Regions from separate parts of the Homo sapiens genome. Here region 2 is linked to region 1. Evidence: chromatin contacts called from ENCODE Hi-C data. All regions are on one chromosome and are shown on one strand. The core of a region is the stretch at or near the end of the contact, and the rest is flanking DNA. Distances in the headings are between cores, read along the strand shown. Region 1 has its middle 24 kb from the start of DIRC1. Region 2 has its middle 34 kb from the start of COL3A1.

Region 1 (2,700 bases), core at 79-2,578:
AGCAAAACAAAAGTGAGTAAAGGCTTTATATCCACAGAATTTAATTGAAATATTACCGCATTCTTTGCTTTCCAAGTTACTAAAATCCACATATGTTGAAAAAGTTAGTAACATAGTTCTTTTTTAATGGCCACGATATCCCCCATGATGCTTAAGGAATTCCTCGGCAGCCTTTACACTGAGGCTATACGAACCAGCCACATGAGAGAAGCAGTGCTAAACCAAGGTAAGGTTGAACTTTTCAGATACACCATACTCTAATGGAAGCATCATGAAGACCTGCTGGATAGAGAGTATTTAGTGGTCCAATAGCGCTGCTGTTGAGGACCTTTCACTGTGGAAAAAGGGGGCCTCTGTTACCTTGTTTATAAATGAAATGTACTGCAATTATCTCAATATTTATTTCTTGCTGAGCATGGGAGTTATTGGGAGCAAGTGCTGATGAAATGCAATGTTATTTATCTCTTTTTGCTTTACAATAGAAAATTAAATTAAAATGATGTTAAATTGCTGCTTAATAAAAAATGATTGGTATGGTTTTTTTTTTAAGGCATTTTTCTTAAGAGTGCAGAATTCTCACTTGTGCTTTGATGGATTTCTCTGGTACTAGATGATATAGCTCTATGAATGAAGTAAGTTTTTAAAATAGTCTCATGTCGGGTTTAATGAAAAAAATTGAAAACCATATGTATAAAAAATATAGCTGTTACTAGACAATTTTAAACCACATTGATATGTCATAGGCAGAAAAATATTTTGATGACTAACTGTGGTTATCTTAACTAAGGTCTTCTTGTGTATTCATTTTCTAACTCATTTCTTCAAAGACATTAAGTTGACTTTGGGATCCTTCTTACCATGGTAAGTAAGTAACCAGCGTGTGCTTTTCCAAAACTCTGTGGGGAATCGTAATTTTCTGTGAAGGATTTTCCTAAATGTTGAAATGTCCTTCCTGATTCCCAATGACTAAATTCCTATTTGGCTTGAATTTTTATAACAAGACTTTGGAAACCATTTTTTCCCAGAGAAACATTTCACATTTAACTAATGTTTCTGCAAAACTAGGTAAAACCTAGATTGTCTGAAACTGAATGCCCCCTGCATTTAGACCATGTGTCTATGTGGTTCAGGCCCAGGTGACAGAGCACTTATTTCTCACTCTCAGCAGTAAATTTTAGATTGGTTGAACAACCCAGACACCTTCAGCATTTCTAAGTCACAGAATCAGTCTAGGAATGTGTCGGTGAGATGAGGCTTAGTACTGGCCAAAGTCTGGAAATAGTCAGTGTAATACTGTGAGCTTCTGGGGCTGGGCCCAACGTTGACTTAAGACAGGAAATGTGTGCTCCGTGGCTCTCTGTCAGACCTACTTGGGCCTAGGTAAGACGTGCAGAAATCACAAAACGTACTTGGGGTTTTATAGCTCCAACTGGTAAATTCAACATTAAGCCTCCTTTTCCTGCTTTCTGACCTAATAGGAATTCTCTTCTTAGTTGTGTTTAAATACTACCTAGTGTATTTTGGCTTTTGGTAAGTAGAAAAGCAGAAGTCTACAACATGTGCTATGTCTCTCAATTTCAGACTGCAGTGATATCATAAGTAAAAGGAGCACCATTCATCACATGGGGCAGGCTAGAAAAATTAGGGAAAAAAGAGTTATTTTTCTATAATAAAATCCAGACTGAAATTGAAATGGTGAAGAAAAAATGCAGAAAAAAAAGGAGATGACCCTGACTCGTATATTTTAAGACTTGAAAATTATTAAACTGAGCTATTTTAAATTTATTTATATAATATAAATAATATATATAATTGATACATTGTTTTATTATAATTTAGTACTTAGTATATAGATTAAAACAAAAATATAAACAAATCATTAAGTGTAGGGAAATATATTTTGCTTTAACTTTAAGCAATGCTTATTTTAACAATCCATTTGCCATCAGAGGTACCATTTATAACGTAGGCAACCCTCCCCACTTTAGTTCTTGCTGAGCTTCAGGTTGAAACAGAGACCATATCAAGTAAATTATACAGAAGCCATAATATTGATAAAATTTGGAAGGAAAACTGCTTTGATGGTAAACTTTTCTTTCTTTGAAAGAAAACCTAATGTAAATCATGAAGGTTTATTCTTCCCGTAATCTAAGAGAATGACTTAAGAAGGAAGTAATAAAGTAGAAAAGTTTACTCATGTTTATGAACATATGTTTAACTAAAAATTAAACACTATGTTTTGTGAATGAGATTAGTAAGCCAGACGCACATTTTATTTTATTTTATTTTATTTTATTTATTCATTTCTAAATTTAGAGACAGGCTCTCACTCTGTCACCCAGGCTGGAGTGCAGTGGTTCAATCAAGGCTCACTTTAGCCTCTACCTCTCCCGGGCTCAAGTGATTCTCCAACAGCTTTCTCAGTAGCTGAGAAATAGGCCCATGCCACCATTTCAAGATAATTTTTTAAAATTGTTTCATAGAGCTGGGGTTTTGCTATGTTGCTCAGGCTCGTCTCAAACTCCTGGCCACAAGCAATCGTCCCAACTTGTCCTCTCTAAGTGTTGGGATTACAGGTGTCAGCCACCATGCCTGTACAACATATTATAAGAAGTAAACTGTAATTATATAATTATTAAAACCTTTCGATGTTAACAAGGTCTATAACTTTAAGTCAGAAGCGTGAATCGGGCTGAAAAT
Region 2 (2,700 bases), core at 121-2,620, 130 kb after region 1:
ATCCTGATTATTGCACCAGGCACTTTGGAAGATTAAAACTCAACAACTTTGTAGCCAAATTAAGATGTTCAGATTATGCATGAAATTATCAAGGAAAAAATCGAGATTTTACATCCTTCCAAAATGCAGTAGTCATAATAAACATGTAAGAAGAATAATACATGCAGATCTGAAGCTAGGAAACCTTGTGAAGTTTGTTTTTTAAATCCTTCTACTTCCCTTTTCTGTGGATATTCTGTCTCCAGAGAGCCCTCATCTCTATCCACCAACCCTAACCTCTAAATATGTAATTATACACAATTTAGAACATGATGGTTTTGGAGAATATGCAAAAGCAGTGCCATTTGGAGTTAGCAAAAATTATCTCTATTATTTGGTTTGGAAATTGGAGAAACTCATATAGGATATAAAAAATAATGAACCGGTTTATACACATTTATCCCTAGGTGCAGTAGTCAATCATACTTTCCCTTCTCTTCTTTCTCTTACCTTCTCTTTTTTACTGTTATATTTTTCCTATAAATAAAAGAAACATCTTTTCCCCACTTTGTATTATTAGTATATGCTTTTAAAAAGGTAGTTTTAAGATAAAAAGCAACAATTTGGTATGATTTATCAGGATAATATATGCAATGGTATGTCCACTTAAGGTAATTTTTCTCAGAAATCTGTTTTAAGATGTCTTATCTACATATTATACAAAGTCAGAATGTGTTTCATTTTAGAACTTGAAAATTGAAACTCAGAGAAGTTCATTTATCTGGAATTTAATGATAACAGGGAAATTTAGGTGTTCTTGCTGGTGGAAGCAATTTTGACTAAATGGTAATGTAGGATCTCAAATTTCATAAGCATGAGGTATGCTATTCATTATATTGAGAAGTTTTACTAAATGTTCAAAGATATATTATAATTTTATTATAAAATGAAGGGAGATGCCTTATGGAATACATCCTAGTTCTCCTATCCCCCAAGATATTTTAACTATTATCCAGCAAACCATTTTCTTATACATTTCTTAACACCTAGATATGGCCTAAAGTTTCCAGTGTCTTACAGCTATAAGAAATTAAACATATAATATACTAAGCTCCAGGGACAAGAAATCAACAAATACCTATTTGCAAACAGCATTTTTCCAATATTATTTCAACATTAAATGGAAAACATGTTGGTTTTGATAAAATATTATTTAAAAAGTGTGAATTTATAAAGCTATAAAGTGTCAACACAAAATATACACGACAAATTAAGTCTGTTAGTATGGAAGACATTTTGATTCTCTCAGGAATATGTTCTCGGGATCAGACCATTTACTGAATGCTGTTTTCCATGACTGTGATGAGATTCAGCTGGGCCACTAACAATCTTCTCCAGGGAGCTGGCAAGTCGAAAGGGAATTGCTACAATTAGCGTCCCTGCTCCCCACTCCCACTTCACTGCCCTCAGTGAAATTGACTGTCTGGGAAGACAAAAGCATACAGACAGAGAATTCAACATCAAGTCTAAAGCAGTGCCAAAACCCACTTTATTTAATGTAGACAGTGAGTTTCCACCCACAGCTTCCATGTCCTGTAAGTGTTCCAGTCCTGTCGGCTCATGAATAATCTTTTCCTGTGGACAACTGCCAGTTACTTGATTATTATATTTTTCTTTCTAACTTTGAACTTGAATTATCTTTCGCCACTTGAAAGTCTTTCAAAAATATCCCCCAATAAAAGTTAACTCTTTCTTTTAATTTTTCTTTTTATTTATAGAAAATTTAAGAACATGAGCCTCACTAGCAGCACTAAAGAAGAATTAGTCAAAAAAAAATAGAATCTACACATTTTATTGGCAAAAAAGAAGAAACTGGTTGATAAAGGGAAAGTAGTTGATCTTTGATATTGTATATTATTTCTTTCAATGAAGGTCTCAACCTCTTCTTCTGTATCTTTTTTTTTAACTTTTTGGAAACTTGCATTGAATTTTTTCTCATATTCATTAGTATGGCCGTACTGGCTGGGTTTCTCCAATCTAATATTTTTCCTCTTAGCATTCTTCATTATAGCTCCTCCTACTTGAGAATAAGGCACTATATGTGACTTTATATATAATCCATTATGGCTATATTAGGCAAAAGAGAATTAAAAACTTAACCAAGCTCATTATACTCTTAGTACACTGACATTTTTACCAATAAATATGATAACAAGCAATATAGAAATGGTAATAATTGCCTCAAACACTGGACATAACTATCAAATCAAGAGACAACACATAGATATTCTTGAATTCTCATCTTCTATGTAAAAGTATAATAAATATTAAGCACTAGGTCTGGTTTACCTAGACCAACTAAAGTTTTCTATAAATTACAAAATTTTAAACTATATTTCATTAGGAAAATAATGTGTGAGGCTTAAATCTCATGAGGGATTGGTAAGGCTTGGTTTTTTTATTTGTATACATACATTGGTCCATATATGAATATGAAATACCTAATATGAAAAGGAATATAAACATGTCCTACCTTCTACAGAAAAATAACAAACTTAAGAGACTTTAAAAAATGCTATTTTCCTCAAAAACACTCTTTCTTTGTTACATCCTCAGGACACACAACATTTCCAGTTCCCGGGTAAATGCTTCCATTTCATTTGAGGACAGGTGCCATATGAGGTCAAGAGTACAGTGGTAGAACACGTAGTACACGTTGGC

What was found. A loop is a pair of places that touch in the nucleus more often than their neighbours do.
Region 2: a loop to region 1 is called in a map of cardiac septum, with 1.9 times the contacts of the local background. The contact joins two enhancer-like sites. A Hi-C loop is called at or near these places in 1 of 168 maps with a recorded cell type or tissue (cardiac septum).

What each region holds. Positions count from the first base shown.
Region 1 is chr2:188,812,748-188,815,447 of GRCh38, forward strand. No RefSeq gene overlaps it. Among named protein-coding and RNA genes, the nearest start is that of DIRC1, 24 kb to the left of the region's middle. Within about 2 kb of position 1,329, at least 3 of the 41 ENCODE cell types and tissues checked have a DNase peak (open chromatin) inside an H3K27ac peak, as active enhancers do.
Region 2 is chr2:188,938,926-188,941,625 of GRCh38, forward strand. No RefSeq gene overlaps it. Among named protein-coding and RNA genes, the nearest start is that of COL3A1, 34 kb to the right of the region's middle. Within about 2 kb of position 1,371, at least 4 of the 41 ENCODE cell types and tissues checked have a DNase peak (open chromatin) inside an H3K27ac peak, as active enhancers do.